Linked DNA regions of Homo sapiens: regions 1 and 3 are each linked to region 2. The links are chromatin loops, found by intact Hi-C in ENCODE. Cell type or tissue: heart right ventricle. All regions are shown on one strand.

The links. A loop is a pair of places that touch in the nucleus more often than their neighbours do. Peaks named below come from ENCODE experiments on the same cell type or tissue, not always from the same donor. Only the 100,000 strongest peaks of a DNase experiment are listed, where the experiment ranks them.
Region 1: it touches region 2 in a loop (8-fold over the local background); 53 of 110 quality-filtered maps call a loop at or near these places.
Region 3: it touches region 2 in a loop (2.1-fold over the local background); 11 of 110 quality-filtered maps call a loop at or near these places.

Annotation. Positions count from the first base shown.
Region 1 is chr18:31,973,718-31,981,717 of GRCh38, reverse strand. No RefSeq gene overlaps it. Among named protein-coding and RNA genes, the nearest start is that of TRAPPC8, 35 kb to the right of the region's middle. In heart right ventricle, CTCF peaks have their summits at 4,045 and 4,246 (motif pointing right); no DNase peak of the experiment used is centred here.
Region 2 is chr18:31,552,066-31,560,065 of GRCh38, reverse strand. It overlaps DSG2-AS1 (DSG2 antisense RNA 1), which reads left to right and starts at 3,155. Exons shown (of 6, transcript NR_045216.1): 1 at 3,155-4,103; 2 at 5,351-5,424. In heart right ventricle, CTCF peaks have their summits at 3,786 and 3,985 (motif pointing left); no DNase peak of the experiment used is centred here; H3K27me3 peaks cover 664 bases.
Region 3 is chr18:31,621,902-31,629,901 of GRCh38, reverse strand. B4GALT6 (beta-1,4-galactosyltransferase 6) reads left to right here. Exons shown (of 9, transcript NM_004775.5): 7 at 2,781-2,903; 8 at 3,518-3,619; 9 at 4,141-7,656. The coding sequence ends at 4,288. Among named protein-coding and RNA genes, the nearest start is that of TTR, 34 kb to the right of the region's middle. In heart right ventricle, a CTCF peak has its summit at 3,310 (motif pointing right); no DNase peak of the experiment used is centred here.

The sequences.
Region 1 (8,000 bases), 420 kb before region 2:
ACCATTGGGGAAGTATAGTCCCTTGGAAAATAAGTCCTCAAAATCAAAGTAGGGAGTGTACGGGTCAAAAAAGTTTGGAAAGTCTACGAACCAATTTGCCTTTTTGAGATTCAAAACTCATATTAGTTTGTTAAAGGCCTTATAAAGTCTCACCGTGAAGAAATCTGTGTAACTCCACTTTTTCCAATGATTGGCTGCAGAACTTTTTGCTGTATTCCAAGGATTACATCTATTCACATGCCCCAGTACAGATGTCGAGAGAAGCCACTATCATCTGTGCCATCACAGTCTCTGAATTCTACTGGCAAATTATAATCTCTGAGAGAGCTAATTTTTGTCCCTGAGTTTTAACTACTGCAGTCTAACCCAGATTGTTAGCAAGAGGGGACAATGGTGCATGTGTGTAGAGAAGTATAGACCATTGACAGTAAGGAAATAACAGCACCTGTGGATTTGCTCAGTTTTAGTCTGGTGTTTAGAATTAAATTGCTCCACTATGTCTTGCTTTTGCTCTCTCATTTAAATCCCAGAGTTTCTTCCAAGTCTGTGGCTAAGACTTCTCAAGCTTCCTCCAATCTCAGCATGCTAATCTGGAGTCAGAGTGCAAGATCCCAGGGTCTTCCTTTGATGATACTTCCTGTAGCTCCACTAGTGTTACATTAAGAAGACTGAAGTCCAAAGTCCTGGCCAGGTGCAGTGGCTCATGCCTGTAATCCCAGCATTTTGGGAGGCCAAGGCTGGTGGATGACTTGAGCCCAGGGGTTCAATACCAGCCTGGGCAACAGGGGGAGGATACCTTGTCTCTACAAAAACACAAAAATTACTTAGGCTGCACTCCATCTTGGGCAACAGTCACTCTCGTGTGTGCACGCACGCACACACACACACCAGTCCAAAATCCTAACATCTGGGAATGACACAGTAACCATCTAGCCTGAGATATTATAACCCTGGGAAGTTAGTGAACTCCTCTGTGTCTGCAGTTCCTATATCTAAAATAAGGAAGTTGGACATAGATTTTGGAGATCCTCTCCTGCATCAATATTTGGGCTTTTATCTGATGTTCTTGAAACTTCTTTCCTCATTCTCTTGGCTTTCCTCTCTTCCCCCTTTCTTTATTTACTTTCTAAAGTTGTTTTTTTTTTTTTTTTTTTTTTTTTTTGAGGATCTGCTTTTTACCAAGCATTGTATCAATTGCTGGAGATACAACAGTGAGCAAATTATTTTTACATTCTGTTCCCAGTAACCACCTGTTTGGACAAAACGGTGATTCCTTTAGATCAGGCCATTCTTTTACATGATCACTATCATTATCACAGAAAACATTTCCTCATTTCAGAGAAACATGTAATCTGCTCAAAAAAATAAATCTATGCCAGGCACAGTGGCTCATGCCTATAATCCCAACACTTTGGGAGGCCAAGGGGGGTGGATCATTTGAGGTCAGGAGTTCAAGACCAGCCTGGCCAACATGGCAAAACCCTATCTCTAGTAAAAAAAAAAAAACAAAAATTAGCTGGGCATGGTGGTGGGCACCTGTAATCCCAGCTACTCAGAAGGCTGAGGCAGGAGAGTTGCTTGAACCCGGGAGGTGGATGTTGCAGTGAGCCGAGATCACACCACTGCACTCTAGCCTGGGCAACAGAGCAAGACTCCATCTCAAAATAAATAAAAGAATAAATAAATAAATATATGACTCATATTGACATTAGAAAACAGATCATGCCAGTTTCCTGTTATGGATGCTTCCTCCGATAACATTCTCCTTTCCCTCTTGGAGAAAAAACATGACATCATTTATTGCTGCCAATATCCAACAATAGCTGGTCAACATTCACTATGTATTCATGCTTGGAGTAGGTCTTATCCAGTGGAATTCTGTTCAGGCAAGAATCACTTCTGAGCTGGCAGATTGCTTCAAAGTTGAGTTAAATGAAAGTAGTAAGTGGGAGCTAAACACAGAATACACATGGACACAAAAAATGGAACTACAGACACTGGGGCCTGCTTTAGGGCAGAGAGTGGGAGGAGGGTGAGGACTGAAAAAGTGCCTATCAGATAGCATGCTTATTACCTGGGTGATGAAATAATCTGTACTCCAAACCCCTGAGACATGCAATGTACCCATATAACTAACCTGCATATGTACCCTTGACACTAAAATGAAAGTTAAAATAAATAAAAAAGAGAGTGGCTACTGATGCTAATGAAATTGATCCTTGAAAAAGGTGAAGTATCCATGTGAAGCCAGTATATCAAATATACTGAGAAGGTGGATACAAAATTAAAGGTCCCATAAAACTTTAGCGTCATATTCTGCAAGTTTGCTTTTTTTTTTTTTTTTTTTTTTTTTGAGACAGAGTCTCACTCTGTCACCCAGGCTGGAGTGCAGTGGCATGATCTCAGCTCACTGCAGCCTCTGCCTCCTGAGTTCAAGCGATTCTCCTGCCTCAGCCTCCCGATGTTGGAAACAGTGAGTTCCTCTTCAAAGGTTCTGCTTGTCCTCTATTTTCAGAGCCTAATTTCCTTGCCTCCTTGCCACTAGTTATGGTAAACAATTTTCAGCTGTTCCCAATCTGTAACCCACATCCATTCCCAATCTGTAATCCACATCTGTTCCCAATCTGTAACCCACAGCCATTCCCAATCTGTAACAACCCACACCTGTTCCTTATTTGGCACCCTTAGTTCCGAAACTGCTCTTTCCTCTGCTGTAGCTCCCACCCCTGTTCCATTTTGAAGTAGCCAAATGGGATCAGCTTAGATTGTGTGGTCCCACCCCAGCCAATGCAGACTGGACACAGTAGTAGGGACTGACTGTGTTAGGGATAAAAACCCATTCCCTTCTTCATTTGGTGTATTCTTGCAGTGACCAGAAGAACGAGCAGCGCTTCTGCAGAGGTAAATTTGCCTTGCTGAGAAATCCTTCATTTGAGTGCTCATTTTCTTTGTGACTCCGAGCTCTTATTTCCCGGGCTCATCTGGGATTCCCATTCTCCTCTGGGAAAGGGTCTTCAGTCCCCTCCCATGAGGAGAAGCATCCCACTGCCTTGTTGTGGTGGCCTCAGGGTAAGGAATTGGGCCCTACCCGGTGTGATGAATAAATCTGGACACTCAGCAATGTGGGCAGAAAGGATCCTCACATACTGCAGCAACCAGGTAACTCTGTGCACAGACCAAGGTAAGAAACGTCGTGGGGGGCGACACAGTATTTCCTTGGTGGTCGGGATAAAGGCAAGAAATCTCCAGTAAGGGAGGTTGAGCCTTTAGAGAAAGGAAAGGCAAGAAATCTCCAGTAAGGGGGGTTGAGCCTTTAGAGAAAGGAAAGGTAAGAAATCTCTAGGATGAGGGATTGGGCCTCAGGTCAAATCTCCAGGATGGGAAACCCCCAGTCTTCCTTTATCCCCTAAAAACTACAGGAAGTAAGTCAGAAACCAACTCCTCAGAAAAGAATAGGGTCCTTACCTCCAAACAGTCCACCAGAGTATGGGATCCTGTAGACCACCTTCCCCTGCTTAATGCCCCTGATCCTAACTTCCCTCCCCCTCAGACAGCCACTACTGCCCCAGATCCTTCCCTTACTCACGTTGTTCCTCCTCCTTATGACCCTGACTTTTGGGAACTATCATTGCATGAGCCTGCTCCTAAGTACCCTTCCCTAAAAGGATTTCAACGTGAGGTAGAGCAATGTAAAAAGGATATTCAGAACTTCCCTTTCCCCTCTACCTCTAGGGAATCAGCTCCAACATTCCTCCCCTTAAGAGAGGTGCCCATAGGAGGGGGAGCCATTGGCTTTGTGAATGTCCCTTTAACCAGCTCAGAAGTTTGAAATTTGAAAAAAAAGTCAAGCCACTGTTAGATGACCCTTATGGAGTGGCAGATAAAATTGACCAATTTTTAGGACTCCAATTATATACTTGGGCTGAATTAATGTCCATCATGGGCATCCTCTTTTCAGGGGAAGAAAGGAGAATAATCTGTAGAGCTGCTATGGTAATTTGGGAACACGAACATTCTCACATCAAAATGTTCCCGCCGCAGACCAAAAATTATCCGCCTAAGACCCCCAGTGGGACAATAACAATGCAGCTCACTGGGAAAATATGAAGATCCCCTTGGGCAGGGAATGCTAAAGACAAAAGATAGAGAATTGAAAAGACCGTCCCATGAATGAACTCCTTAGGGAAGCTCAGAAAGTATACGTAAGCAAAAACAAAAAGCAAGTATTATGTTATCCACCTTCCAGCAGGGGGCTCCAAAGGATAAGGCCCACTGAAATTACTCTCCATTGGCCTCCTTAACCATTTCGGATAAAAAGGCTTACAGGTTTCAAAGGGAAAACTCCAATTTGTAGAGCCTGAAGTTAAATACTTAGGGCACTTAATAAGTAAGGACAAACGAAGGATAGGACCTGAGCGAGTTGAAGGAATTGTATCCCTAACTTTGCCTAAAACTAAGCAGGAACTCCTAGAAAAGCCATTTTACCTCTTTGTTAATGTAAACAAGGGGGTAGCTTTAGGGGTACTTACCCAAGAACATGGGGGCCACTGGCAACCTGTAGCCTTTCTATCAAAGGTTTTAGACCCCGTAACCTGTGGATGGCCCGAATGTGTTCAATCTATTGCAGCCACTGCTTTGTTAACTGAAGAAAGCAGAAAGCTAATTTTTGGGGGAATTTTGGTTGTAAGCACACTCCATCAAGTTAGAGCTATTTTAAACCAGAAAGCAGGATGGTGGCTCACTGACTCAAGGATTTTAGCGTATGAAGCTATCCTATTAGAAAGAGATGATTTAACACTAACCACTGATAACTCACTTAACTCAGCAGGTTTTCTAACAGGAAATCCAAATCTAAAAGGACCTGAGCATCAGTGTTTAGATTTAATTGATTATCACACAAAAGTCAGGCCCAATTTAAGAGAGACCCCTTTCAAAACAGGACAGCATTTATTTATAGATGGCCCTTCCTGGGTAATTGAAGGAAAGAGACATAATGGGTATTCAGTAGTTGATGGGGAAGCTCTTGCAGAAATATAGTCAGGAAGATTGGCTAACAATTCGTCCACCCAAACTTGTGAATTGTTTGCATTAAATCAGGCTTTGAAACACTTGCAAAACCAGGAAGGGACTATTTATACTGATTCCAAGTATGCCTTGGAGGCGGGGTAGCTCACACCTGTGGAAAATTTGGACTGAACGAGGTCTCAATAGCAAAGGCCAAGACCTTGTCCACAAGCAATTAATCACTCAAGTATTAGATAACCTCCAGCTGCCAGAAGAGACAGCTATTGTCCATATCCCAGGACACCAAAAAGGTCTTTCTTTTGAAAGTCGAGGGAATAACCTTGCAGATCAAATAGCCAAACAAGCTGCCATTTCCTCTGAAACACCCACTTTTCACCTAATCCCTTGTCTTCCTCCCCTGACCAGTCCCCATCTTCTCTTCCACTGAAAGGGAGAAATCAATGAAAATAGGTGCCAAAGAAAATTCAGAAGGGAAATGGGTGCTACCAGACCAAAGATAAATGTTATCCAAACCCCTCATGAGAGAAGTCTTATCTCACTTGCATCAAAACGGGACCTCAAGCTATGTGTGATGCAGTTCTCAGGGTTTATGGATGTATAAGAATTTATACTCTGGCAAGACAAGTTACAGATAGTTGCCTAATATGCAAAAAGACTAATAAGTAGACCCTTAGAAAACCACCCCTTGGTGAAGAAGTCCAGGATTAAGACCATTCCAAAGTGTCCAAGTTGATTACACTGAAATGCCCTCATTCATTCGCCTAAAGTGCTTATTAGTGATAGTAGATCACCTTACTCACTGGGTGGAAGCTATTCCCTTTTCAAGTGCAACTTAATAATGTAGTCAAAGCATTGATTGAAAATATTATACCCAGGTATGGACTAACAGAAAATATTGGTTCAGATAATGGGACTTATTTCACTGTGCATGTCATTAAGAAATTAACCCAAGCACTAGACATAACATGGGAATACCATACTCCCTGGCACCCACCTTCATTGGGGAAGAGTGGAGAAAATAGAGTCACTTAACCAAATTAGTCTTAAAAGACTCAGTTGCCATGGACTAGATGCCTACTCATTGCCTTGTTAAGAATCTGAACTGCCCCTCAGAAAGATGTTGGTTTATCCCCTTATGAGATGCTATATGGGCTGCCCTATTTACACTCCACTGCTGACATTCCTATGTTTGAAACAAAAGATCAGTTTCTCAGAAATTATATACTCGGTCTATCTTCCACTTTCTCTTCTCTCAGAACTAAAGGTCTTTTAGCACAGGTGCCACCCTTAGAGTTCCCAGCACACCAGCATCAGCCTGGGGGTTATGTCCTCATCAAAAGTTGGAAAGAAGGAAAACTAGAACCAGCTTGGGAAGCACCCTACCTAGTGCTTGTAACCACTGAGACTGCAGTCCAAACAGCAGAAAGAGGATGGACTCATCATACCCAAGTCAAGAAGGTGTCACCACTTCCAGAGTCATGGGCCATTGTTCCGGAGGAGAGTCCTACCAAACTAAAGCTAATAACAATTTAACCCTCCTATACCTCCTTTATCCCTTCCATACCCAGTGACCACTTGGATGGTCTTCCATTCGACAGGGCATGAGCTTTATGGTAGCTCTCTTCCAAGACCCCACAGCCTGGGGTAATGAATTCTGCTGATCTCTTTCTCTGCTACTCCCTAAAGTCTGACACCCTGTGGGTCAGCCTCCGAGGGCCATCCAGCCTCTGTCTCCTGATGCCAATTTTACCTCCTGTCTCTCATGACAGGAGGAAAACTTAGCATTCCTTGGAGACGTAATGGGATGCAGTGAGCTTAACCCCTTCCAAGAGCTTACCAACCAGTCTGTCCTGTCCTTATTCCATCCCTAATAACATAGCCCCCAGTGGAACAATTACAAAGGCATTACAAGGCCTTACCTCTTGCAATTGTTATAGGTGTACTTATTCTTGTAGGATGCTGCATCATACCCTGTATTCATGGATTGGTGCAGAGACTTATAGAAACAGCTCTCACCAAAACCTTTAATTCTCCCCCACCTTACTCAGATAAACTCCTACTTTTAGAAAACCAAGCAGAACAGCAGAGTCAAGACATGTTAAAGAGTTTGAAGAGGAAGAATTATGAAAATCAAGAGGGGGAAGTAGTAGGAAACATTGAGTTCCTCTTCAAAGATCCATTGTCCTCTATTTTCAAAGCCTATCTTCCTTGCCTCCTTGCCCCTAGTTATGGTAAAAAATTTCCAGCCATTCCCAATCTGTAATCCACATCCATTCCCAATCTGTAACCCACATCCGTTCCCAATCTGTAACAATCCACATCTGTGCATTACTTGGCACCCTTAGTTCCGAAACTGCTCTTCCCACCGCTGTAGCTCCCACCCCTGCTCCATTTTTATGTGGCCAATCAGAATCAGCTTAGGTTGTGCAGTCTGACCCCAGCCAATGGGGACTGGACACAGTAGTAGGGACTGACTGTGTTAGGGATAAAAACCCATTCCCTTCTTTGTTCAGTGTGCTCTTGCAGTGACAAGAATGAGCAGCACCCTTCTGCAGAAGCACATTTGCCTTGCTGAGAAATCCTTTATTTGAATGCTCATTTTCTTTACAACTCTGAGCTCTTATTTCCAACACTGAGTAGCTGGGATTACTGGCATGTGCCACCATGTCCAGTGAATTTTTGTATTTTTAGTAGAGATGGGGTTTCACAATCATGGCAAGGCTGGTCTTGAACTCCTGACCTCAAGCGATCTCCCCACCTTGGCCTCCCAAAGTGCTGGGATTACAGGCATAAGCCACCAAGCCCAGCCTGTTTGTTTAAGAGACAGTGTCTTACTCTATCACTCAGGCTGTGGTACAGTGGCACATTATAGCTCATTGCAGCCTCAAACTCCTGGGCCCAAGAAACTTCCCATCTCAGTCTCATGAGTAGCTAGGACTATGGGTGCAAGCCATCACAACTGGTTAATTTAAATT
Region 2 (8,000 bases):
TTTTGACATAATTATACAATAGAACGCTACTGCATTCCATTGCAAAATAGTTTCTTTTCTACAAAAAGAAATGTGTTACTGGTACACACAACCTAGATGAATCTCAAAAAATTATGCTGAGTGATAGAAGTCTATTCCAGAGTCCACACTATATGACTCCATTTATATAAAGTTCTAGGAGAGGCAAAACTAAAAAAAATTTAAATAAAAAAGTCATTGCCTCTCAGAGATAGAGATGAGGCCTGAGCAGGAAGAGGTATTGGTATTTTCTGGGGTCATGGTCATTTTCACATCTTGAAAGGGGTTTGGTTACACGGGTGTATGCATTCTTCAAAACTTAGCAAATGTACACTTAAAATTGGTGCATTTCATGCTATGTGATTTTGCCTCAGAAGAAAAAAAATGTAAATAAATCTTGAACTGTAATTCAACTCTGATGTGTTCAGCGTATGGATGTATTTAAGTATACTTATGGCTATAATTTAATTTGAAATTCACCAAGAGAAATAAGATGGATTGATCAATGGATACAGACATGGATAGATATGTAATAAACTAAGAACAGTAAAATATTAATAGTGAAATCTTGGTGGTAGAAATTCAAGTGTTCACTGAAAATTCTTTCAGTTTGCTATGTGTGTGAAAAGTTTTCCAATAGAATGTTGGGGAAAATGTCTATTGAAATATGATATACCATTCAATTAACAACAAATAGTCATGCACGTGTCATATATAAAGCATTGTGATATGTACTAAAGATGCAAGAATGAAGAAAGACAAAGCTTTTGGCTCGGAGCTTTCACAGTTTCATAAAGGAGACCAAAGTACCAAATTGTTAGGGGAACAAACATGTCAACAATTTTCTGGAATCGTCTAATTTCAAGTACTTTACTTTTATTTGTTTTATGTGTAAAAGAAATGCATTTTATTATTATTTATGTTTCTGTTTCTATTTTTATATATTTCAGGGGTACAAGTGCAGGATTTTTAAATTTTCATTTTTTTAAAGCATAGTCTTTGTCATCTGGGCTGGAGTACAGTGGCACAGTCATGGCACACTGCAGCCTTGAATTCCTGGGCTCTAGTGATCTTCCCATGTCAGCCGCCCAAGCAGCTGAGACCGCAGGTGTACACCACCATGGCCACCTAATTTCTTAAAATTTTTGTAAAGACGAGGTCTCACTATGTTGCCCAGGCTGGTCTAGAACTCCTGGGCTCAAGCAATCCTGCTGCCTTGGCCTCCCAAAGTGATGGGATTACAGGCATGAACCACCAAGCCCGGCTGCAGATTGTTTACATGCTCGGATTGCATAACAGTTACATCTAGGCTTTTTAGTGTACCCATCACCGGAACAGTGAACGTTGTACCCAAGAGGTAATTTTTCAATCCTTACTTTCTCCTCCCTTCTCACCTTTTGGAGTCCCCAGTGTCTATTATTCCACTCTGTATGCCCACGTGTACCCACTGTTTAGCTTCCACTTATAAGTGAGAACATACGGTTTTTTTTTTTTTTTTTTTTTTGAGACAGAGTTTCACTCTTGTTGCCCAGGCTGGAGTGCAATGGTGAGATCTCGGCTCACCGCAACCTCCGCCTCCCAGGTTCAAGCGATTCTCCTGCCTCAGCCTCCCGAGTAGCTGGGATTACAGGCATGCACCACCACACCCGGCTAATTTTATATTTTTAGTAGAGATGGGGCTTCTCCATGTTGGTAAGGCTGGTCTCAAATGACTTTCTGTTTTTGAGTTATTTCACTTAGGTTAATGGCCTCCAATTCCATCCATGTTGCTGCAGAAGACATGATTTCATTCTTTTTTATGGCTGAGTATTATCCCGTGGTATATATGTACCACAGTTTTTTAATCCAGTTGATGGATTAAATTGGACACTTAAGTTGATGGACACTTAGGTTGATTCCATATTCAAGTACTTTATTTTTAAACGTAAGGAATTCTTTAAGTAAATGACTCCATGTTATTTTGATTGACTAATTTTGTAAGTGTTTTTATGTAAACAAACTCACAAGTTAGGAAAAAAATCTTTCATCAAATGCTGTCTTCTAATTTTGTTTAGGGAAATGTTTTTCTCATAACCATACCTTGCCTGTCTGTTGCCTCTGTGACCTATTGACATAATATTTAAAATTTACTTTACAGCAAGAAAAGGGCACTGAAAATGCACGGAAAAGTCAATGAAAGTCAGAAGAAAAAAAGGTTAATATTTAAGGTTGACTTTGGTTGGAGTTAACTTCAACTTTCCCCCACCCTCTTCCTGCAGAATCTCCTCCTTCCAGCTGAGGATTCTTTCTAAAACCTGGTTATAAGGTGTCTTGCTCACAATTGTCTGTGGCTCTTTACTGCATAAAGAGTCTGGTCCCACAGCCTTAGCTGCTGTTCCAAGTCCTCCACAGGGTGGCCTGTACCTGCCTCTTCACCCACACCTTCTGCTGTGCTCACCGCCTCTAATCCCTTACCCGCTAGCCACCCTCACCTGTGTGAGGTAAGCTTCTGATCTAGGTGGTCCTTCCTCCTGTTTACTTACTCTCTGGATTAGTTCATTTTTGCATTACTATAAAGAAATACCTGAGGCTGGTTATTTATTTATTTATTTATTGAGACGGAGTCTCACTCTGTCGCCCAGGCTGGAGTGCAGTGGCGCGCTTGGCTCACTGCAACCGCTGCCTCCCAGGTTCAAGCGATTCTCCTGCCTCAGCCTCCTGAGTAGCTGGGATTACAGACGCCCGCCACCACGCCCGGCTAATTTTTGTATTTTTAGTAGAGACGGGTTTCGCCATGTTGGTCAGGCTGGTCTTGAACTCCTGACCTCAGGTGATCTGACTGCCTCAGCCTCCCAAAGTGCTGGCATTACAGGTGTGAGCCACTACACCTGGCCTGAGGCTGGTAGTTTATAAAGAAAAGAGGTTTAACTGGCTCACGGTTCTGCAGGTGAACCAGAGGTGTGGTGCTGGCATCTGCTTCTGGTGAGGGCCTCAGGAAGCTTCCAATTATTGGCGGAAGGCGAAGTGGGTGTATCACATGGTGAGACCAGGATCAAGAGAGAGGGGAGAGAGGGGCTACGCTTTTAAAAAACAACCAGATCTCGCGTGAACGACCTGAGCGAGAACTGGCTCATCACCAAGGGGATGGCACGAATCCGTTCCTGCGGGATCGGTTCCCATCATCCAATACCTCCCACCAGACTCCACTTCCATCATTGGAGGTCACATTTCAACTAAGATTTGGAGGGGACCGTATCCTAACTATATTAACTTCCAATTTTCATCGAAAGCCCACCTGTCTAAGAAGAGCTCCTAGACATTCCCTTTCCCCTTCAACTTGGAGGAATTGGGAATGACAAAGAGAAATTAATCAAAAGAAGAATTAATCTCTCCAATCAGCCTTGGCATTTTCTTTCTATCTTTGATATGTTGTTTTTTACAGTGTCTTGGTTTTCAGAATAAGCTGTTTGTAACTACTTCCTCCACTATATTGTGAGCCTCTGGAGGGCAAGGTCTGGGCCTTACTCATCTTTGAGTAATTTTAAAGCCACTAAATAGGGCTCTGCACATAGTGAGAATTCAACATATGCTTAGTTGAATCTAATATTTCAGAAAAAGTCAACATCTATTCTTTAAGATAGCCCACAGCAGGCTGAGTGTGTTATTCGTAAATCCATTGGCCAGCGTCATTTCCTCCAAAGTGCAGCATTTTTGATAGAACCAAAGGCTCATGACTGACCTTCAGAAAGACATTTTGTATTTCACCATCAAAGAGTGGTATGGGTTTTATTAGACTTCCGTAATCCAGGTCTCGTTTCTCAGGCAACTCTGAAGCGTATCACACTTTATCTGAGAGGGTCACAATTAGTGAAGGAAGGAATTGGCCTTTGCAAGTTTGTGTTGCTCACGAACTTATTAAATTGCTTGATTTTTTTTTTTCTTCCTAGCTTTGATAGATTGACTTTGCCTCTTTTACTGCGTGCATAGTGCCATCTTGTGGCCATAAAGCATATAACACTCATAGTTATGCCACAGTGCTTCTGTTCCATCTTATTTCTGTAGTCCAGAGGATCTCTTAAGTGTAGAAACACATGGATTATTACTAGGTGAGCATACATATAGTTTACTGCTAAGCCAATTCAACCTGGTACATCTAGTTGGGGTATATCTAGAAGCATTTAAGATGCTTGTATTTTGTGCGTTTTCCAACTTCTTTCATTGAAGTATCCCAATCCAGTGTTTTTCTTTGAAAAAGAACCCATGTAAACTAGGGAAACAATAGATGTGGTCCTTGGAGAGGCTGGAATGAGAAACTCAAGATTACTTTAGAAGGGTCCAACTCAAGAGGGGTTGCAAAACCAAACTTCCTGCTAGAAGAAGCTGAAAGCTGTAGACGAGGGGCAGGGGAACATATAGGGTACGTCTTAATGTATAGCCTCGGGTAAAAAGAAAGAAGAATAAAACAGATCTTTAATACAGTGAGTAAAATCTCCAACAATCCAAGTAACCAGAATATAGGAACTGAAAGAGATTTTGAACCATTGCAAATAGATCGTGTCCTGCACTGAAACCTCTGTAGTTTTCCTCAGAATCCCTCAAACCCATTGAGAATCCATCAATTCAGACTTAACAATGAGAACTAACTTGGGCTTGGGATGCAGCAGATTAAATGTTGTCAGTTAAATGAATCATGTGCAGGTTTAGAAAACCAGTCTGAAAATTTTGTTTGGATTTTTGCAATTGTCCTGCTTAAATGTACCAAAAACCCTTACCCTCTGAGACAGGTAAATTCCTCCCACCACAGTTCACCATTCTTCCTATGACTGGCCCTCTGTTCATTCAGTCACCAGCTATTTCTTTTGTTGGTTGATACTGGAGTAAGTATGAGGTGACAAACATCAAAAAGGCCCATTCCTGCCTTCATTTATCTCAATACCCACTGACAGTACACAGGGGAACAATGCGGGATGCAAATCAATTCTTCAACAGCTTTATGACCCTAACTTCAGAGATCCTATCTATAGGAACAATGGAAATGCAAATGGTCAGTACCTGGTGCTACCTGACTTTTAGCAACAACGAAGTGGGCCAAAGTGCAGCCTGATTAATGTTTAATTACAAATATATTTCTGTTCAGAACTCAGCATGCAATCCTCGTCAACACTGGGGGACCGTTTCAAGTCTGGTAATAATTGAGAAGGAAGCAACCACTACTAATAGGCCTAAAGGAACAAGGAGAGAGCGTGGGTCCAGGAACTCAGAGAGGGAGTTGCTCTATAGAGAGATGCATGACAGAGGGAGGTAGAGGGAGAGATGCCCTGATCTCATTTTTCTCTTTCTCACCAATCTCTAGCCAAGGCCATCACTGGCCAAGCCCATCTAAAAGCCAGAGGCAGCAAGCAGTGCCCGTTGAAACATCCATAAAAGGTAAGCTCCTGGGTCTCAGAGCAGGGTGAAGAAGAGCAGAGAGTGAGTATGAAGAGGCAAATGGAAAATACCCGGCCCAGGGTGTATCTGGATTTTTAACAGAGACACACATTCCTCATCACATGGTTTTTCAATCTGGATAGGTGGGTTTTTGTAATCTGTGGAGCAATGTGAGTCCATTCCCATCCACTGATGGACTTGATACTGTATGTTTCATATCATGCCAATAATGCATTATAGCAAGTGGGGCAGGGGTATGATGGAAGGTGTGAGGGACAGAGACAATGCTGAAAGCTTCTTGATTAGCACGAGGGTAGAAAGAAAGTCAGAGATTGAATGGCATAGCAAGATCCACAAAGTGCAAGCTCAAGGTTCACATATATCATTTGTGAAATAGTAGAATATCTGAAGGTTGACTGTGATAAATTAAAGACGCATATTGTAATTTCCAGAACCATTGTAATCACCCAATGGGTTCTTCCTGCCACTGCACAGACAAAACCAATTCACTGAGACCATGACATTACAATAAAGAAAGAGTTTAATTGAAATGGGCTGGCCATACCACGTGGGAGATTGTTATCAAATCAATCTCCCTGAAAATTCGGAGGTGAGGGTTTTTCAAGGATAGTTTGGCCAGCAGGGGGATAGGGGAATGGATGCTGCTGATTGGTTGGGGATGCAATCATAGGGGTGTGGAAAACGGTCCTAGTGCACCAAGTCTGCTACAGGATGGGGGCCACAGGAGCAGTTGAGCCAAGAGTCGTGGGTATCCAGTCGTCAAAAATGCAAAAGTAGCAAACGACATCCCAAAAGGCCAGTCTTATTTTCTATTATAATAATGTTATCTGCCAGAGTAATTGGGGAAGTTGCAAATTTTGTCACTTCCCGAATAATGGATGGTAATTGTTTACTCCTACACCTTAGCAGACTAGAAGCCCCTTTCATCCTCCTAACCTGGTGGGCTTTCATTAGTTTTATAAAGGTGCTTTAGTTTTAGGGAAAGGTTCTTCTCATGTAAACTATAACCTAAATTTCTCCCAAAGTTAGCTTAGCCTAAGCCCAGGAAAGACCAAAGGCAGTTTGGAGGTTAAAGGCAAGATAGGGGTTGGTTAGATCAGATCTCTTTCATGTTGTAATTTTCTCATTGTTATAATTTTTGCAAAGGTGGTTTCACTCTGAAGTTCCCCCCAAATCTTTACACAATGATAGAAATGTTCTAGATTTGTGCTGTCCAATTGGTAGCCGCTTGCCACGTAGAGCATAGCCCTAGAATGTAAGTACAAATCTAAATGGGAAAAAAACTGAATTTTCCCTAGTGCAAACAAGGAAAACTTTCCCTTGCCATCTCTCATCTCTCTTTTCTTAGAGTATTTAGTTTAAAAAACTTGCAGTTGTTACTTCTTTCTCTATCTCCTTTGCCAGCTTTATAACCAGGGATGTCCTTCTGAAGGACCTGGGGCTATCTTTTTGAAATGTTAACATCAAGGAAGCTAGCCTCCCTATCTTCCCATCTCCATGGGTGCTCGCTCCAAATTATAACTAGCTACCTATCAGAGAGATCTAAGAAGTTTTATTATTTCTTTGAATAAAGGCAATTAGCAAACACAATAGCCCCCTCAATTACTAGGTGAGTTTAAGATGAGCTATGTATGACAAACGGTGCTGTCAAATCCTCTGACTTGAGGACAAGCTATAGTTTATCTTGTGAACAGGTATGTTCTAAATGGCTGCATAAAAAGCAAGAACTTTTTGTCTTTGCAATTTCTTTTTTTTCTTCTTTTGTGAGATGGAGTTTCACTCTTATTGCCAGGCTGGAGTGCAATGGCGCGATCTCAGTTCACCGCAAACTCCACCTCCCGGTTCAAGCGATTCTCCTGCCTCGGCCTCCTGAGTAGTTGGGATTACAGGCACCTGCCATCTGCCCAGCTAAGTTTTTTATTTTTAGTAGAGATGGGGTTTCTCTGGTCAGACTGGTCTCGAACTCCTGACCTCAGGTGATCCGCCCGCCTTGGCCTCCCAAACTGTTGGGATTAAAAGCATGAGCCACTGTGCCCAGCCTGTGGTTTCTTTTCTCTCTCTCTCTTTTTTTTTTTTAGACAGAGTCTCGCACTGTTGTCCAGGCTGGAGTGCAGTGGTGTGCTCTCGGCTCACTGCAAGCTCTGCCTCCCAGGTTCAAGCAATTCTCCCGAGTAGCTGGGACTACAGGTGCCCGCCACCATGCCCGGCTAATTTTTTGTATTTTTAGTAGAGACGGGGTTTCACCATGTTAGCCAGGATGGTCTTGATCTCCTGACCTTGTGATCTGCCCGCCTCGGCTTCCCAAAGTGCTGGGATTACAGGCGTGAGCCCCTGTGCCCGGCCCGCAGTTTCTTTAGGAGCTACCTGTGATGTGCCTCACCTTCAGGGTTTAATGCTTATTCAATGATGACACTGTTTTCTTTCTCCTTTACTTTGTGGAAAGGTTTTTTAGGTTGAGAGGAAATTTTGTTGTTAGTTATATTTCCTCAGTAAGAGCAACCAATTAAAAAGTAAACACAAGCGGGTGTAGGTGAAAGGTCAACAGAGGTGCTACA
Region 3 (8,000 bases), 70 kb before region 2:
AAGGCCATCAAGGTTCACAATCTGGTTCTCTTTTTCTTTTTTTTTTTTTTTTGAGACAGAGTCTCGCTTTGTCGCCCATGCTGGAGTGCAGTGGTGCGATCTCGGCTCACTGCAAGCTCTGCCTCCCGGGTTCACGCCATTCTCCTGCCTCAGCTTCCCGAGTAGCTGGGACTACAGGCGCCTGCCACCACGCCTGGCTAATTTTTTTGTATTTTTAGTAGAGACGGGGTTTCACTGTGTTAGCCAAGATAGTCTTGATCTCCTGACCTTGTGATCCACCCGCCTCGGCCTCCCAAAGTGCTGGGATTACAGGCATGAGCCACCGTGCCCGGCAACAATCTGGTTCTTACCACTTCTGGAAACTTGATTTCAGTCAGTTTGCTAGAATCACATTAGATCCAGGGTAACCGATTTTCACAAAAAAAAAAAAAAAAAAAAAAAAAAAAAAAAAAAATCATAAAGGGCATATAAACTAAGAATTCTAAATTAATTTATTGTTAAATTCTAAATGAATTTGTTGTCTAAATAATTTGTTGTTAACTTGAAAATATCAATTTCTAATAAAATACAGTTGACCCTTGAGTAATGCAGGGGTTACAGTGGTGACCACCTCCCCCAGCCACCGGAATGCAGTTGAAAATCTAGTATAACTTTTGACTCCCCAAAAGCTTAACTACTAATAGCCTACTGTTAGCCAAAAGCCTTACCAATAATATAAACAATTGAGTAACACATATTTTGTATGTTATATGTATTGTATACCATATTCTTACCATAAAGTAAGCTAGAGAAAAGATGTTATTAAGAAAATCATAAGGGAGGGAAAATATATTTACTGTCCATTAAGTGGAAGTGGATCATCCTGAAGGTCTTCATCCTCATCGTCCTCACGTGGAGTAGGCTAAGGAAGAGGAGGGATTGGTCTTGGGGTCTCAAGGGTGGCAAGGTGAAAGAATTGAAGATGGAAAAGGAGGCAGGAGAGGCACATTCTATGTAACTTTTATTGAAAAAGAAATTGTATATCAGTGGACTTGTGCAGCTCAAACCTGTGTTGTTCAAGCGTCAGCTGTATTCATATCCATCTAGACTAGTCCCTGGATTGGTTAGGCATCTTGGACGTTTGTAGAGAAATTAGAATGTAGCTCTAGGAGAATGGCAGTAGATCAAGGCCTGGTCTGGGCAGTGCATAGACTTCAGCTGTGGGATGAAGCCTGGTGAAGCGTCCCTGCCCCACAGTGATGGCCACACTACTGCTGACCAGAGAACTCAGACTCTCAGGTGTAGTGTCTCTCCCACTTTTACAGTGTAAGATAAACACTGCAAGAGTTTGACTTGTTGGGTTTTGTTTTCTCTTCTTTAGTTTATCTGTTATACCTTCATTTTACCTAATAACTTTCCATTATTCATATAGCACAATTGATTATTTCCACTTAGAGCAATAAATGGAATTGATAGGCTTGCTGATTTATACATGTCAATAAGCACACAGACACATTTATTCATGTTTCCCTATCTGACGATCTCAGGTTTTTCCTAAACTACTAGCCTGGGCAAGAATAATCCATCTGATGTGGGAAGTACACGGTGCCAAGAATGCTTATTGGCCCTGTGGAACCCCCAGCTAGTCTTACTGTAATACCAGAACACTAAGCTCCCAAGTGTGAGCCTTGAGAGGTCTCAGGAGAGTATGGTTGTCTTTAGGATCAGTGTTGCTGTTACCATCTTGGAGTACCTTTGACCTAGGATGAGGGCAAGACTGCTTTCTCCTACAACCCTAGGCTTCCATGAAAGAACCAGTCTTCCCTGGTCTGTGTGCCACACAAGACCCCAGCTGGCAAACAGCACGTCCTTCTCAGAATGTGAGGCGAGTGTCTAACAAAAAGTTCCCTCCTCTGAGACAGCTTTGCTGTGGTTGCAGCCAGGTTTCCCTCAGCTTGATTTTTGGGTGCTGTGCATGGTCACGTTTTCTCTGCTCTGGCATCTGCTCCCCAGGGGCGTGTTTCAGTCCATGGGAATATATTCAGGATTGCAGGTCTAGGGATGCTGCCTAAATGTCAGAAAGCCAATCTATACCTAAACACACAGTTTAGCTAAGTAAAAATATAGTTTAGAAAAGTTTAAAAACATTGCATCGTTTGACACATTCCTTGGAGTATGAGTTAGGAAAGGGTAAGGAAAATAAAATCCAAACAAAAATAGTTATTTCTGTAAATATCAATGCATTGAAAATGAATATATTTGTAAATATCCATGAATATTTTGAGAGTATAATTCCAACAGATAAGATCATTATAAAAGTAGGTAGCTAGACAATTAAATGCTAGAATTGTCTTTTGTAATTGATATTTATCCTGCTCTATATAATAAATAATGCGTTTATAATTCAGTTAATTTTTTCAGTGTTACTAGTTTAGGAACATCTGACATGCATTGACCATTATAAATATATTTAATCATGTTTACTTTTGCTGTGAAAATATACAATTTGGGGGCACTGGGTTTTGAGCCTTACAGATTTTATTTTGAGTCTTATTTGTATACTAAATATTAAATTTAGGTTTCCATAAGTGCTTTACATTTAACATAACACATGTACATGTACTTGTTTCACTAGAATATAAAAATGTTTTATGTCTTGGTGTACTTTACATTTTCTAACATAATTGTCTATATAGAATATAAGGGCATATTTTGCAAAGCACATAAAAGGCTGAAACCTTCATTTCACATGGGAAATTATTATGATTTTATTTTTAGAATACTGTGTCTTTCTTTTCTAGTCTTCCATATAAAGAATTTTTTGGTGGTGTAAGTGGGCTGACAGTGGAACAATTTAGAAAGATCAATGGTTTTCCTAATGCCTTCTGGGGATGGGGAGGAGAAGATGATGACCTTTGGAACAGGTATGTTGAGGTACAAATTGTTCACTAATAGAATTTTTATAAATCTTATTTATATTAGGTAAATTGTAGTACTTATCCATTCCAAGAACATTCTTTGGGATGGGATATGTTTGAGGTTTCTAAACCCTGTTTTATATTTCTCTTTTTTTTTCATTAAGTCTGCTTTCTGAAATTATTGGCAGCATATAATTAGAGCAGCGGTCCCCAACTTTTTTGGCACCAGGGACCAGTCTCCTGGAAGATAATTTTTCCAAGGACCCAGGAGGATGGTTTCGGGAGGAAACCATTCCACCTCAGATCATCAGGCATTAGATTCTCATAAGGAGCATACAACCTAGATCCCTCACATGTGCAGTTTACAATAGGGTTTGTGTTCCTCTGAAAATCTAATGCCATTCGCTGATCCGACAGGAGGTGGAGCTCAAGCAGTAATGATCGCTCACCTCCTGCTGTGCGGCCCAGTTTTTAACAGGCCATGGACCTATACTGGTTTGTGGCCCAGGGGTTGGGGAACCCTGGATTAGAGCATTCTTTTGTGTTTTAAAATTGAACTCACATAACCCATTTTCATATTTTATTTCTCTATATTTTCATTTCCATATATGGCATTGTAGAGTTCACTATGCTGGATATAATGTAACCAGACCAGAGGGAGACTTAGGAAAATACAAGTCAATTCCTCATCACCATAGAGGTGAAGTCCAGTTTTTAGGACGGTAAGTTGAATGTCATCTTCAGATACCAAGGTTTCCAAAGCTGTTGAATAAATGAAAGGTAAATAAAAATGCATTGAACCCCAAAAAAGCTGCTGAAGGGAATTTTCATAATGGAAGGGAAGTATTTTTTGCTGAAGGGAATCTTTACAAAAGGAAGCATTTTTGATGCTTGTTTTTAAGAGATATACGTATATATACATTAATAAATACACATATTTACGTTAAAGAGCCCGGTTAACTATTTATGTAAAAGTATTTACGTAACATAAAGCATAATGTTTTATTTATTAAAGATGTCTAATTGTAAAAGTGCAAAATAATTTTTTCAGGTGGCATTTCTTGAGTAGTAAAATTGCTAATTTAGAATAATGGTTTAGAGATTCTTAAATTATGCACAAGAACCAGAAATTGTAAAGGGCATTAAGTGCTTTAATTATAAGATGACCTTGAACACAGTCCTTATCAGTTTTCCTTTTTGAACATGTTTTGTTGCTTTTTTGTTTTTTCCTCTAAAACTATAGGTATAAATTACTAAGGTATTCCAAGGAGCGTCAGTACATCGATGGACTGAACAATTTAATATATAGGCCAAAAATACTGGTTGATAGGTTGTATACAAACATATCTGTAAACCTCATGCCAGAGTTAGCTCCAATCGAAGACTATTAAAAGAAGTGGCTGTCGTGGCAAGGTAGACCACAATGCTGGATCATAAACTTGGAGCGCGCTCTTAGTGGAGGTCAGTGATTGGCTGTGTCACAGTGCCCTTTTCTCTGAGAAGAGCCAGCAGTCCACAGTGTTTACAGAGTGGGACTATATACAGTCACCCTTCTCTCACCCGTCCTCCCTGCTCTGAGACACACCCCTGTGGCGAGCACCGCAGAAACGGGAAGCCACTACTTAAGATCGGAAGTTAAGAGAGCTCCCTCCGAAGAGAAAATTTTTATACTAAAATCTATAATTTAATTCAAGAGAATGCTTTTATTTCCGTTTAAACATATTTTGTATATATGTGATATAAATTAATGTGTGCAAATTGTTTAAAAATTAGATGTGTTGCAGTTTTGCATGTAATCGGTTATACCTTTATTGGACTTTTATAGACATTTTTTATTTGCATGAAAAAAACTCACTAAATTTACATCACTAAACAAAGGTTAACCCTTGTGTGAAATGAAGGAACTGTCAATAATTGACAGCCAACTAATACAGTAAACTGTTATACTAGTTTTGAGCTTTAGACCTCAGCCTTTTGTGTGGAAGAAGTCACAGCTTTCTTAGGCTTTAAAGGAAAAGAAGGAAGGACTTAAATAGCTTTTCTTCCTACCGGGATTACCTATGTTTTTCCTTGCTTGCAATCTCATCTGATTTTGCTAGAAATCACAACCATATTGTTTATGCATATTGCATGAGTATTACCAAGAAAAATCTTAAAAGTTGTGATGTGACATGATATAAAGGATCTCTTTATGTTAAATGTCTTTCCATGTACCTCTGGTGTGTCAGGGATTTTGTGCCTCAAAAAATGTTTCCAAGGTTGTGTGTTTATACTGTGTATTTTTTTTAAATTCACGGTGAACAGCACTTTTATTATTTCCAGTTCAGAAGAGCCAAAAAAAAGTATCTTCATTTAAAAAGAAATCAAGTCAGTTTTTTTAAAAGAATGATCTATGGAAGAAAACCCAATAGTACTTATAATATACAAATGAATTATACTATTAGATAAGAATTAAATATTCTATTTTTATAAAGATAAATACTTAGTAGATAAAAACAAATTTTAAGTTTAGTTTTCAGACATAGAATTTCACTTTTGGAGGGGACCCTTGAATGTTAGTTTCATTCAAACTATATTTTGTTTTTTTCACTTTTAAGAGATTATATCTCTGGTGTTAATTACTAAAATTTTCTTTCTAAAAGTATAATTTAATAGAATTATCTTAAAATACATGATCAGTATTCAGTGCGCTGATATTATAATGTCTTCTATATGTAGTATCTAAAAGCATAATTTAATAGCATTGTCTTAAAATACGTGATGAGTTATTTGGTGCACTGATGCCATAATGTCTTCTATATGTAATATCTTACATGTTTGCATGAGTGTCAGGGCTTTGTCCAGTTATCTTCATATGACTGTTCTCTGAAAAAAGGTCTTACTACCTGATATCAAGTACATATCTTAATTTTGGATGAATTTTTCCACAGTAAAGCCGAACAGTATTCTTTTTTGAAAATTAGCAATTATAAAGATTGTTTAAAATATCTTGATATTTTCACAAATTTTAAACAAAAAATTAAATATCTATAAAGTGAATGTTCAACAACAATGATGAGCAATAGAAATCTATATATGAGAAACGTTTGGATAATATTTGCCTCAAGGATTGTTTACCTAAAACAGAACTATGGTTATTTATCTCAGATTGTAAGTTTTATTTTGAAGTGTCATTTTTATGGCAATATTGATAACACAAATGACCACAAACTAAATCATAAAATAATTGAATCCTTACACTTTGAGAAAATGGATAGCTTCTGTGTTATGATACCAAACAAAATATTTTCATATTTATTTCTTAGAACTATTTCCAAAATATTTATATTTCAGTTTTTTTATGGTACTCGAAAAATCAAACCTTCTGAAAATTATGATATTTGTACTTCATTTGTGTATTAGTTCATTTTCTGTTTCTATTACATAGTTTTTAAAGTCAATGAAAGAGATTGAGAATGTTAACATTTGTTGATCAATGTGGAGCTGTCCACATTCGGTATCTTTTCATTTTTATATATATTTTACAGTTTCAAGAAAACTTAGTACTACTAGTATCTGCCTTATTTTCTTAAGTCTGATGTTAATTTTTGTTTCAGGAGTGAGATATAAACATTTTGCTTTTTTTCAGTTTTGAAATATAGTTTGTCATCCTGTGAAAACCACCTCGTTTGCTTTTTGTTTGTTTGTTTTGCTTTTTTAGTGTAGACCTAAAATTATTTTTGCCTATAAACAGTGAACTTAATATGTTTCTGTGAGAGTGACAGAGCTGTGCCCGTTTATCTTCATTGTATTAATTATTACATAAAGATTAACAAATACATTGCAAATGCAAATTATAGGATGTTTGGAGGATTTATTAATGAGCATGTATTGATTGCCTATTCCATATCCAGTGCAATGCTAGGTATGTCTATGGAAGGAGTATTATTACTTCATTTCTAAACAAATGAAGTCAAGCAAATTGAGATCTTTCTGAAATTATGAAGACATCTTCTGATAACTTATCTGTTGTATTTCCTAGTCTCAAAGTCAAGAAACCCGTATATGTGGACCTAGGGCTAATAGGAGGTCCCTATGGCACTAACTGGGAAAATTACATGGTGCTTTTCAACTACAGAAAGAAGTAATGACTAATGGGCCTGTCTGTAGAGAAGAAAAGGAGAAGAGTACACATTTGCTGGAACTATATATAATTCACAGTGGAGATAGTTAATTCTTTGCTAAAACTAGGGTTTTATGAGTATTTTTTAAATCTACATTTAAGTTTTTGTTTTTGTGAAAAGTTATTCAGTAAGAAAACTTTATAATATTAAGTAGATACAGTTATGTATTAAAAATTTCCTTATATACCCTTTTGCCAGCCAAGATACTGATATTTTAAAACAAAATGGAAAAATGTCCAATACAATATTCTCTTTCTGGAGGCTTCCTACAAGTGAAAGCAGATTTTGTCATTTTATTTGGCCTTTGCTTGTCTTTGATATATTTCTTTATGTGTTTTTCAAATACATACTGTTGTAGATTTATTGTCTTGTATTTGCAAGTATGCCGGTTGAGAGAACTAAAATGGTTATAGTATTGTTTATCAGAAAGAGGAAGTGTACTTAAGATTATTTTATTTATTTAGATGAAAGGCTTCTACATAAATGCACTGAAATAAATGCTAGTAATTTCTTGTATCCCACTTCTTTTTTTGCTTCTCATGGAAATGTTTGTACTTTTTTATCATTGTCTTTTATGAAATATAATGTTCTAAAGACTTTGTGTGAAGATGTAATTATTTTCCTCTCAGGAACTTTTTTGGGTTACCTGGGATTTTTGTTTGTTTGTTATCCTAAATTTTAAATGAATTATTGATGAATATCTTGGTTGACAATAGGGTTGCAATATAAGCATAAGGTAACCACAGCTTAAATACAGGTGGAGATCACCTTATTCCTTTTATCTCAAAAAGTAGTATTTAAGTATTTTTCATTAGTACAACAATTAGTAATCTATTATATCAAGATAAATATTTAAGAATTCATTTTAGCATAAATTTTCTTTTTCCTGCACAACTTCAATAAACTAAGCTGGTGTGTTATGCTCAATTTACTACTTGTT